Linked DNA regions of Homo sapiens: region 2 is linked to region 1. A link is a contact called in ENCODE Hi-C or POLR2A ChIA-PET data. All regions are on one chromosome and are shown on one strand. The core of a region is the stretch at or near the end of the contact, and the rest is flanking DNA. Distances in the headings are between cores, read along the strand shown.

Evidence for each region. Hi-C counts contacts between places; a loop is a spot of excess contacts on that map. ChIA-PET counts read pairs that join two places held with the same protein, here RNA polymerase II (POLR2A). Pooled maps may share reads with other maps.
Region 2: a loop to region 1 is called in a map of chondrocyte, with 7 times the contacts of the local background. The contact joins two enhancer-like sites. A Hi-C loop is called at or near these places in 1 of 168 maps with a recorded cell type or tissue (chondrocyte) and 5 of 50 pooled maps. POLR2A ChIA-PET finds 5 or more read pairs at or near these places in 2 of 52 experiments (AG04450 and BJ).

The regions. Positions count from the first base shown.
Region 1 is chr12:58,526,287-58,532,656 of GRCh38, forward strand. No RefSeq gene overlaps it. Among named protein-coding and RNA genes, the nearest start is that of LINC02388, 250 kb to the right of the region's middle. Within about 2 kb of position 3,270, at least 4 of the 41 ENCODE cell types and tissues checked have a DNase peak (open chromatin) inside an H3K27ac peak, as active enhancers do.
Region 2 is chr12:59,036,641-59,043,010 of GRCh38, forward strand. The region is part of intron 2 of LRIG3-DT (LRIG3 divergent transcript); the gene reads left to right. Among named protein-coding and RNA genes, the nearest start is that of LRIG3-DT, 120 kb to the left of the region's middle. Within about 2 kb of position 4,036, at least 6 of the 41 ENCODE cell types and tissues checked have a DNase peak (open chromatin) inside an H3K27ac peak, as active enhancers do.

The DNA.
Region 1 (6,370 bases), core at 2,020-4,519:
GGGCTATTACCTTTTCTCTGAATTAATACTAAATCAATACTCTAGTAAGTTGTCAGGGGCGTTGCATTGAAGTGATGTCTTTATAGACAAATAAACTAACATTTTATCCGGTTTCACTGAGTACTCTGGTTGGCAATAGGAGAGGGGGCATGCAGAGAGATAAGGGCAAGTTGTTGTTTGCAATAATTTATAATCTACATATGAATTTGAAGTGTTGATAATTTATGCTTATGAAAAAATTGATAGAACTTTGTTTACAAAATTCTAAAATTCTGCTTTGGGTTAATTCCAGATCAAATATTTTCTGTTCATCTTCATTACTTCTCAGGCTATAATTGCATCTCATCATTAGATGTTTTTTGTTCCTATGCTTATATTTGCACATCTATTCATTCATTCTACAAATATTTAATAGGCACCTACTATTTGTGGGTCATTATAGCTTTTAGGCACACAGCAAAAGACAAAGTCCTTGCCCTCAAAACCCTTGTGTTTCAGTAAGAGAGAGGCAGTAGACAAACAAACATAATATAAGCAATAAGTGCTGCAAGAAAAAATAAAGTGGGTTAAAGTGATAAAGGGCCAGGGAGATTATCTCTGAGAAGGTGACATTTGAGTAGACATGACTAAAGTAGAAATTAGTCATGAAGGAATCCAACAAATGGCATTCTAGGCAGATGGAGAGGCAAGCACAAAGGACTTGGGCAGGAATGAACTTAATGGAACAGATAGAAGGCCTGTGTGGTGAGAGCTGAGTTACATTCACTAACTTACATGTGTATAACTTTTTAGTTTATGTAATCTTTTCACACCCATTATATTATTTGCACTTCACAAGATAGTTATTATTGCATCCATTTTACAGATGAGGAAACTGAAGCTCAAACTTAACCAATGACTTTTCCAAAGAGATGGAACTTGGCTTTGAATCCTAATCTCCAGACTCCACATCAAGTACTTTTCCCTTACTTCAGAAAGTGCTATTTTAAATGCTTTTATGGCTCTGGGCTGCCTTTAGAATACTAGAAATCCTGTAGGATCACTTGCATGGGAAAGAGGGCAGAGAAGGATCAGTAGCCATGATGATCTGTCATGCCTGAATCATAGATGAGATTTGGGGACTGGGTATAGGTCTCTGCCTCCTTACCAGAGTTTCCCTGGGCAGTGGGATAATCTCTAGGACAGTATCCTGTCAGAGGAAGAAGCTTCCAAAGGACTAGGACAGATCGTCCAAGTAGGGTTAGGCACTCTCATTGGCACTCTGTGTGCATCCAGCCTGGAAAGGAAGCTCAGTGAAAACATATTAACTGGGATGCAGACAGACCCTGATGCCCACATGTTGCTCAGAGGACTTTAGCACAGAGTGAGTTCTTAGAAATAAATAGATTTGTACTCCCTCCCCACTTCTTTGTTAATTAATAAAGCCAAAAATGTAGGTGATATGGTATAGATAGAAGCAGACCTGGCATGTGATTGGGTTCATTTCTTCATGAAGCATTTATTGAGCACCTAGCATCCTTTCATCAAGGAAGGTTGGGATCTAGAGGAAAACCAAACATATTAACAAATAATTATCACATAGTAAAACTGTCATGGAAGAGGCATCTATGGAACACTACAGAAGAAAAACAAAGAAGAAATTTGCCACCCACCCACCTCTTCTGTGGTGTCTTGTTGAGAGAGTCTTCCACCCCTATTTCTGGTGAAGAAAGTACCCATTTGATGGAAATTTTCTCTCTTGGCCTTTCTCAGTGACCTACTGGAAGTTGAATAATTTCTGGAGTCTTTTGGACAGCCATTGATGTGTCATAAAAATGGCAAAAGCAAATTCATGGAATTGGGACTTACTGTGATAAAACACAGAAATGAGGTATAGGTGGATAGTTAAAAGTTTCCACTTTGGGTAATATTTAGGTATAAAATAGACACATATCTGTGCAGAGTGGTTGGGAAGCTGAGGGCTGGGCAGATAATTTTGAGATGTTTATTTTAGCTGTATGATTTGTTTTATTGTCTGGTAAGTGGTTACTTCAGAAACACTGTACAGATTGTATTTCCTAAAGTCACACAGTTGAGAATCTATTAAGCTTGAGCAAAACTTGATGCTTATTAAATAAACATTCTAAACATTCTCTTCAATTTTGCATGATTCTTTCTAAATAACTTTCCCTACCATGGGACTGTCATACCTAACACCTCAGAGAGTGGAAATTCCAGCACTGTTGCTGTTTGTGGTCTAAATGCAGATGCACACACTGAAGCTCCTTGAAAGCTTGTCTTCCTGCTGTATATCCTTTCAGCTTCTCTCATATTTCACCTTCCCTTTCCTCTTCCAGCTTGACCCTCCGTGGGGCCATCTGTGTGACTCCTTGGAATCTCCTGTGATAAGATGTGGGTTCTCTGTCAACAGCCTTTGGACCTGGTCTAGAACTTCTAAGCCAGGAGCTGCCCCCACAGTGAGAGGTGGACAGTCCAGCCAGATTCTTTTCACCCCTATCAGGTCAGACAGTTTCAAATCTTGCTGTAACACCAAATTCACCCATGGGAACCTATAAAACAAAGGGAAATGAGGAAGGTAACTTTTATTATAAGACTGTTTGGAGTCTGCAGAAATAGAATGAAGACTACAGTGGAACAGAGATCTCACAGTAACTGAGCAGGCTTTCCTGACTCTGTCCTAACAACTGGCCACTATTTTGAGGTGAAAAATGGTCTCGAGCAGAGAGATGTCTCAGATGACTATGTATATAGTTGATTCCCATTATTTGAGAAATTGGTATTTGTAAGTTTTCCTACTTGCTAAAATTTATTCATAACCCCAAGATCAACACTATTAGTGCTTTCATGGCCATTCAAGGACATGTGCAGAGCAGGAAGAATTTGAGTCATCTGAAGCACATGTTCCCAGCTGAGGTCAAGCAAGGCAATGCTCTGTCTTCTTGTTTATCTTTTATATTGTAAACAAGAGTCCTTTTCTCAGTCTATTGAGTGCCATTTTTTCACATTTGTGCTTACTTGTCGGTGATTTCAGTGTTTAAAATTGTCCCCAAGTGTAGTGCAGAAGTGTTGTCTATTGTTCCTCAGTGGAAGAAGACTGTAATGTGCCTTACAGAGAAAATACATGTGTTAAATAAATTTCATTCAGGCATGAGTCATGGTGCTGGTGGCTGAGTTCAATGTTAATGAGTCAACACTATATATTAAATAAGATGTATTTAAACAGAGACACATGAAACAAGGTTCACAAAAGTGTGACTAGAGGCTTGCAGGAACCTAACACTGTACTTCCCCTAGGAGCAATGGTTTAGTATTTGCTTATTCAGCATTTGTGGTGACTTTATAGAAAACAACAAGAATGAATAATGAGAACTGAGTTGTTTTTTTTGTTTTGTTTTTTAAAAGCAGTCATTTGTAAATCTATTCATATCACATTAAGCACAGTCTGGAAAGAAAATGGTGGTATTTATACAATCTCTAATGAATACAATAAACAAATGTAATTCTTCATAAGACAAAATAATTGTTTACAACTAATTAAAGCCTACTTACCTTCATCGAGATTTAATTTCTCTGTTTGCAAACAATATTAAATTTCAAGGCAAAGAAACAAAGGAAGGCCACCTCTTAATCCACCCCTGCATTTGTGGAGAACAAGGCTATTCCATTTACCATAGAGCTTTGTGAAACATTCATAATTCATAGAAGGGGCCATCTGAAAGCATTTCCCAGAATTGTCACAAAATTCTGCCAGCTCCTGCAGTGATGAAAACGTACAGTCTTGTGAATATGATTAAGGTGCATTGGAATCTAAGGAAACCATCCAATAGCCACTTTGCTCTCTTCACGCTCTTGGAATGTAGTCTCTGGAAGAAAGTCAGTTCTGACAGATGATTTCATGGTGTTTTACTCAGTGTGGGATGTACTTTAGAAGCAGTATATCAAAACCTTGACCTTTATTTCATTTTTTTCTTTATTGTTGATTTAGAAGATTAAAGGCATTCCAAAATCTTTTTCTAAATGTCTTCTCATATATGCAACAAAAAGGATTCAGAAAGGATTTGACACACAATGTAGAAGCATAAATCAGCCAAGGGGAGGATATTTGCAAATTGCTCTCCCCGTTATAATTTCATCTCATTAGGGAAGAAGGGACAGGTGGGTGTGCTAGCAGTTACAGATCAGGAATTGCATTTTCTTTCTAGATTGGTGAGGGATCGTATGGTATGAAACCCCCTTCTGAGAAAGCTATGCAGGTTTTTTATTACACATAAAAATCCTCCTCTGGTGGATTTTTGCAGTTTACAGAAAATGTGTAAACCGAAATTAGAAACTGCTTAGCTTTTACATTTTACTGACTTCTTGGGTTTAGTGTAAAAAAAGAAAGTGAAGGGATTCATGGTACAATTTTTATTTCCTTGATGGATTAAGATGAACATACGGTCTAAAGTAAATTTGTAAAATATATGTATTTAGTCACTGATGTCTAGAATATTTGATAGACCAAGGATGAAGGCATGTGGTCTAGGAGCTGTAAGACCTAATGAGTAATATTTGTGGTCACATTTGTATAACTCTATTGCTAACAAAGCCTGCTTTCTAAATACAGATGTCTTATGTTCAACTCTGAGGTTTTCTGACAATGAACAGGGTAAGTATAATAATCTCAGAATATGCAAGAATATGACAATGAGTATGTGCAGTCATTTAATATTATCGTTTCATCATTTTAATAGCCCTGTGGAGATATCAGTAAACAAGTATTTATTCAGTGCCGCCTTTAAACAATTTTATTTTTTTTATTGTGACAAAACATGCATAACATTTTAACCATTTTAAAGTGTACAGTTCTATGGCATTAAGAGCACTCAAAATGTTGTGCAACCTTCACCATTATCCAGTTCTAGAACTGTTTCATCTTTCCAAATGGAAACTCAGAACCCATTAAACAATAACTCCCCATTTCCCTCTCCTCCAAGACCCTAGTAACCTTTATGCTGCTTTCTGTCTCTATGACTTTGCCCACTCTGGATACCTCATATTAGTGGAATCATACAATATTTATCTCTTTGTAACTGGCTTATTTCACTTGGCATGATGTTTCCAAGGTATATCCGTGTTGTAGCCTGTATCAGAACTTCATTCCTTGTTAAAGCTGAATGAACAATTAAATTTTCCAGGATCCACTAGTGTTTCAGACACTATTCTAGACCTGAGTTTCTTACTGGGAAATCTTTCTGTTTATATTTTTCCCCATGGTGTCCACACTCTGGGAACATGATCACTTTATCCTGACTCCTGGCTTCTAGACAGGACAATGTCTTTTTCTTTCTCAGGTCCAAATTCAAATGACTACTCTTTGAATAAGACTATAAATATGTAATTATCAATAATCTATACTAATCACTACAAAGTAGCATACCCAACAATGCTGTGAAATGCAATCATAGTGATGTCTTTAAACCAGTGCTTCCAAGGGGCATGTTTAATGGCATGGCAAAGGAAGTGCCACGGTACTGCATGCAGGAGACAGCTACTTTCAATTTATACCATCAGGTAGTGACTTTTTCTACTAAGTGCAATAAATCAAACTTCTCTCTCTTTCTAGGAAGAGACAGAGAGGAGCAAAGCAAACCAAAAAGATTATTCCCATGATTAAAAAAGCAGACAACCAATATTTCTCCGAGTATATTGGAAGGAGGAATCTCCATGGAATCCAAATAATAAAGATGACATATTTCAACAAATTTATAAGCAGACATTAAAGCCTGAGACCAGATACAAAGATGCAACCATCCTTATACAAAACATCGTGGAAAACACAAGAGTAGAAGCCTAACTGGGACTATGTAAAGACAAAAAATGTTCCAGCAGGCCCAGAAGAGGATTCTCTTGACCTTAATGGCTAAGTTTTCATTTAAGTTCCTAGAATGTAGAAACTAGAATTTGATTGCAGAGCACTATAATAATATTTGAAGTCTGTTGTATTATTCCAGGCTTTATTAACAATAGAGCAAGTGTATTTTAATTACATACTATTGGCCTAGTAACTCTTCATGCATGTTTGTTGTATTCAGAAAGTCCCAAGTTAATTAATTCCTCTGGGTCAGTGTCTCTCAAACTTTAGTACATATTAGAATCACTTGGAGGGCTTGTTAAAACATAGATTTCTGGGATCCATCCCCAGAATTTCTGAATCATTGTGTGGAGTGGAGCCTGAGATTGGCATTTCTGAACAGTTCCCAGGTGATGCCAAGGCTGCCTGCCTGGGGGCCATATTTTAAGAACTGTTAGGTATATTTAGGTATATGTTAGATACCTGGATTGGATGAGTTGAACTTCAGTTAAGATTGTGATAAGCAGACTACATTTC
Region 2 (6,370 bases), core at 2,786-5,285, 510 kb after region 1:
CTGATTTGGAAAATTATTGCAAAAATAAAACTGAAGAACAAGAACTAAACCTATGTCAGCCAGTTGAAGTGAATTATTCTGTATCTGTTTTTCTAGAATACATTTACTAATAGGAAATCAGTGTCTACCAATCTATACTAAATAAGTGTTGAACAAATATTTAAGTTATTAGTTTGAAGATGTGCTAGCATTGTAGCCTGCATGCCTGAGTCCTGCTCTTGATAGGGAGAAAAGAAAGAAAGAAAGAAGTGAATGAAATGAATAGTAGCCCACAAAGGAAGTTCAAGGAAAGGACTGTTTTTATGTTTTTTGAAGATGGGAGACCTCACATCAGCAAACAGCATTACAGCTATTGTCACATCCCAGATGTTTATTGTGTGGAATTAATGGCAGCAATGAGTGGAAGTGTTTTAGGCTTACTTTAACGTCACAACCCCCAGACTATGGATAAGCTGAGAGGCTTCACAGATCATCCTTTGAGAACCACCAGTCTGATGGCATCAACATTGACCTTGATGTCAAGGGACTCGCATTCTTGTTATGGTTCTGTCTGTGGCTAACCATATGTCCTGGGGAAAGTCATTTAGCGTCTGCTTTGGTTTCCTGTCTGAATACCTGACCCTTCCTGCTTTATGGGGATGTTGCAAAATGAGTAGAGAGAGGGTATGAGAGAATGCTTTGTATTCTTATAATAAAGGTGCTCTGTGATTCTAAAGGATTATTATTAATTCATCCAGAATAAAGAGTATAAACTAAGCTGAACAATAAATAGACCTGATGAAAGTGCTCACAGTTTCCTGCTTTGCATAACACACATCTCTGCCTTGGCTGCTGTTAGCACCAAATGATTCCAGCTACTTGTTCCAAATGTTTAATCAGTGATTTTCTGTGATGGCACATTTGGTAATGTTTAAAAGAATGTGCATAAAGATGAAACAAATGTTATCTGGGACAAGTTGATCCAAGGATAGGAGTTTTATAATTAAGAACAGTATTTTACGCACCACCACCACCACAAGCACCCAAACAACTGATTAAACGATGGAACAGTAACCAAGTGCAACCTGATGTTGGATTAAGATTAGCTCCATAAACAGCCAGCAGCAACATGTTAGCCTACAAAGGACTGAAGAATCTTGTGGCAAATCTTTAATTTGTGGCTAATGACTTAATCGATCTCATGCAATTTCAAAGTCAGAAAAATTTGAGGAAACAAATATATGAGAGGTTGAAGACCCAAAAATACAAGCCTTGCAACTTAAACCCTCAGCAGTTAAATTTATATTTAACAGTGATTAAGTATTGGGATCATATAAGGGGCCATAATTTCATCAGGAGGCATGAAAATGGCTATGTTCACTTTTTTAACTGAACTAAGCAGATTTAATGTTTTCCTAAGAAAGGATGCGAAATTCAACTGTTAGCAAGTCACAGATTATTCTAGTTGGCTTATGGTGGACTAAATAGAAACTTATTTTTAAGGGAGTGAATAAAAACATTTTTATTGGATACTTTCTATACTATCCCTGAATCTAAAAGTTTGTGATTTATAGGTTAACTATCCAAATTATATAAATATGAAAATTTTCTCCCTAAACTAGTTCATTAAAGAGTTAAAATGAAATTAACAATCTGACTCCTGCCTTCAGTTTAGCTTCATCTCCAGCTGCTCCTAAGAAGCCCAGCCATCAAGCCAACTGTGACAAGGTTTCTGAAGCTGCCGTGATTTTATAGGGGGTTGCCTCTGCCTGGAATGCCCTTTTCTTCCCCTGTCTGGCTAACTCCTGCTCAGGCTTAGAGAATCAAATCATCATTGCTTCATCTGTGAAGACCTCCACAAGCCCACTCTCACCATCTCTGCTGCATCACAAATGAGGTCTGTCCTCTTCCTTTATGTTCCCAGAGCTTTATACATTTGTCTTTATTTTACCCTGTATTGACTTTTCTAAACTTGCCTAGCCTCCCAACCCTATAAAGCTAGAGATCAATAAGCTATATTTTCAGTTTTTGATCAACCTTCTTCTCTGTCTCTATCACACACAGTTTCCTTCTGCAATTTTCATCTCACTTTCTTCTAGATCTACCCAGTATTGCAGACTTTGGGCTTGTTTCTTCACCTTAGTGTTCAATTTAGCCTTTGAATCACTTGATGCATTTAACTCAATTTCACTCTGAAGTGGATCTTTCTGCTTCAGTCCACCTTCATTGTGATTTCCTAGTCTAGCCTGAACTCTCACCTCTAGCACCTAAATCTACCTTGGATCTACTCGAATCCCAGTAGGATAGGGATGGAGGTAGAAAAGGCAGCTAAGGCATAGCTATAATAGCTAGTTACTTGTCTGTCTTCTCCAATTGACTACAAGTTCTTTGAGGGCAGGACTTTTGTTATTTTAATCTTGGCATCTAGAGGATCTGGCACAGTTCCTAGTACATCGTAAATGCTTGATAAATATTTATAGAATATATACAATTTATGTATTTTTAAAATTACTAAAAGGGAAATAAAATTTATTTATTTGCCACTTATTAATTTTAAAATAAATACATAAGAATTATTTGTTTTATTAAATAAATAAATAAGCTTCATTTATTTGCCATTTATTAAATGACAAACTTGGAGCATGGTATTACTTTGATATTTTAATCACTCCATTAGGAAATGTATTCTTCAACCAGGACAAAGTACGTTTATTTACAAGGAAGCCAGATGAAAGTATATAGATATATTGGTCCAAATGAAGCCCTCCTCTTTCTTCTCTCTGTTCTTTGCCAATGCAGGGGCATTTGATAGCTCTGAGAAACCTACTTTGAAAGCCTACTAGTTATCTAGCAGACTGATTTTCCTGTTTTTTAGTTCTTTATTTGTAACCTGTCACCATCTAGAATGGGGAACTCCAACATGAAGGCTGGCCTCTGGTTTACTTGCTGAGGAGACTAGAATCTGGCCCACAAATTCAGATCCTTCGCTGGCTTACTATTCCCTGTGAACTAAGTTCCTAGATAGCAGTGTCCACCATGCTGATCACTTATATCCCCAGCATTAAGCACAATGTCTATAACACAGTAGATGCTCAATATATGTATTTGTTGAAAGAGTTAATGATAACCTCCAGGGCTCTTGTTTGCCAAACATCTCCTGCTCTGGGTCCTTTGTCATCGGCCATACCCAGCCACTGGGAGACCACTATTCCACTAGGCAAACATTGCATCCTGCACATGCACGCAGACCATCTCTGAACTTTGTATGCTGTATCTGGTGCATCTGGCTGTGCTTTCTGAGCCGATTTCTATAGTCAGTGCTCTCAGTACTGGTTCCCTCTAATGTTCTGGGTTCAAATCACAGGCTACCTATCTCTTTGTTCCCCAAGCCCAAAGTGGTTCATTAACATCTCTTGTCTGTGATACTCTTTTTGATACTGAACATCTCTTAGCACCCAACTGGCCCACCAATGCTGGCTGAATGGAATTAAATTTAAATTTGCATGGCTGCGTGCTCCTCTCCCTGTGTTCTCAGGGACGGTGCTCAGAGGCCCTCTGATGAGATGGGAGAAGAACCTGTCATGGGCTAGGTTCAGGCCTCTGCATGCTGCTTGTGCAATCTTACAGATTCTTCATAAGCTTTGGGATAGGCCAGTTCAACAGGAACCCATGTCCTTAATAGGAAGTTATGAATTTTAACTAAGGTTAAGATTAAATTAATAATACATTAAACCAGATCTGCTTCCTAATTATCATTCTAGGTTGAAGCAAGTTTTTAGAAGTGAGGCAAAGTCAATGATTTCATTCAGATTTTGGATAGCCAGAATTCCAGGAGACCCAGACTCTTCCCTCCCACCTCCCTTCCAAGTCACTCCCTGCTGAAATAAGCCATGGCGGGAAAAGTTGTATTGTCTGTTTTGATATAATTTTTAGATCTCTTCTTCCTAAGTTCATTAAAGCTTTTTTTCCCCCTCCTGTAACAGTACGTTGTTAGCCTTGGGGTTCTGGCCAAGTTCCAATTTGAGCAATTAATTTTATTTCAGTGCTCAGCCCTCCCTGAAGTTTCAGACAGGAAAGGTGCGTTCTTTGTCTTCCTCAGCAAGTCACTCCTGATGGTGAAGCAGCTGTTGCTGCCTTCCCAGAGGAGAGAAGGTTGAGAATTGGTGAGAAAGCTTCCTGGCTCTTTGAGGGAGCTGCTTGCAGAGTGATCTGGGACAAAAGGCATCCTTGGGAATGTGAGGCTTTTTTTCTTTTTTTTTTTTTTTTTAACTACAGCAGTCTCCAAGCCATCCATCACTCCTCTTTTGAACCACTGGCTTAGCACAGAACAAAATGGGAAGTGATTGTGTTTTCTTGAAGAGCTGTTTCTGAATGTGATGGCTTCCTTTGAAGCCCAGTCAAAGGGATGTTTTTATTTTGTTTTTGTTTTCCTGAAATCCCACCAGTTTCCCTCACCTCCTACAAGACCTCACACCACAGCCTACCATCATGCCTGATACCTAAGTAGCTGCCTTCACAGCTAACAAAAGACAAAGAAAACACAGATGCAGATTATTCTAAAGGAGTAAGTTAAAGAAATGAAAGGGGCTTCCTTTTTAAGTTCAAATAGCAAAAGCAACTAATATACTTTGGAAAGCACACGCGATAACACAACACCCAAATTCACTTGGAGAGGTTCCCTGTGACATGCTCTAACAAGTCAGAAATTCAGTAAGTGTAGTTATATCCTGCAAGTGATTTTGAAAAGGTGTAGAGAATAACCCTTTCTAGATGCATACTCTATGTTTTACTTGGCCCAGACAACAGTGTTTGATGGAATGATAATTGGATGTTGATGAAAAACATCAATCATCATTGCATTGTGACTTGAGTTATATTTGTTTAATGTTAAACTTTCAGTTGTGAAATAAACCATTCCGGCTGGGGAACAGATGATTTTGTTTCTAAAACTTCATTCTTTCACTTATTAGGCAAGAGTGAGTCATTCCTTATAACAACTGGGCTTATTGAAAATTCCAGAATTACTCACACAGGTTTGAAGCATTTTTCATGTAAAGAAAACATCCTTTTTTTTTTTTGGTTGCTGACTGTAACTATCCTTTCTAAAGCTCATGGTTCTGGTACAGCCCTATTGCTAATACTGTTATTGTCCAGGCATGCTTTATGTATATTTGTATTCTTCCAAAACAGGTCATCTATACTGTTCTGGGATCAACTACCTTTGTATTCATTTCTTAGTGGCCAATGTCAGCCTCACAAACATACATCTCTACATGCAAACAACTGGTTGCACTCAGCTCCCTCCCAGGTTTAGCCACAATGTAGGAGAAACACTATCTCCTCACCATTTCATTCTTTCCCTTCCTGAGTCATTCCCTGTGGGGAAGCACCAACAAATCCTCACTCTTGTTTTCACCAATTACAAGTCAGTTAACGTTTTATCCCATAGATCACTCTCACATATAAACACTCTGCCTTTGTCAGTTGGTTCTGGATTCCCTACCATGTCCTTACTCCTTTTCCACCATCCAGGGAAATCATTATCTCCATCATTCTATTCACTGCATCATCAGGGATCTTATCTCAGCCTGAAAGTATAAATCTGTTCTTAAATATCTCCCTCACCAGACTGTAAGCAACAAGAGTGAAGTGTTCCCATCTTCATTTGCTCACTGCATAATTTTTTTTCCCTTTTTCCAGTGCCCAGCCTGGAAAATGATAATATTTATTAGATAAAAAAACCACTAGAAAAGCTTCAGGGACTTTTAACTTTCATTACGAAATATACCTTTCTTTCAAGCACCAATAATCAAGATGTTTAAGTTGCATGTAGGAACACAACTTTAATTCCTCATTTATTTAATTTTTTATTTCCTATGTTGCATTAATTAGACATGTGGCAACAATATGATTTCTTTTATTTTTTTTTCATTGAGATAGACATATTTCTGTTACATAGTGTGGCTGTCTTGGTTTTTGTGAACTACTTGGAATGTAACTACAGTCTCTAACATCATTTTAGTGTTGAAAGGAGACTTATTGAGTCGGGCATCATGCTAAGTACTTTTGCACATTTTAATCTATTTCATCCTCACAATAGCTATGTAAGGTTAATATTTTTTATGATCATTTTACAGAAAAAGAAATTGAGGATTGGAGCGGTCAAGTGGCTTGCCAAGGTCACACAGCTAGTTAATAAAGTTGTCAGGAAGATCTGCATGACTTTAAAGCCCATGCTTTCCCTGTTATATGACCTGAATTTTAAATACATGTTTTGAGAACAAGCAAAAAAGACATCCTAATTAAGTTCATTTTGGATTAGTGGGATCAACCTTCTAATGAAGCAAACAATAAAAGCTGCACAGCTCGGTCAACAGTTGAACTAAAACTT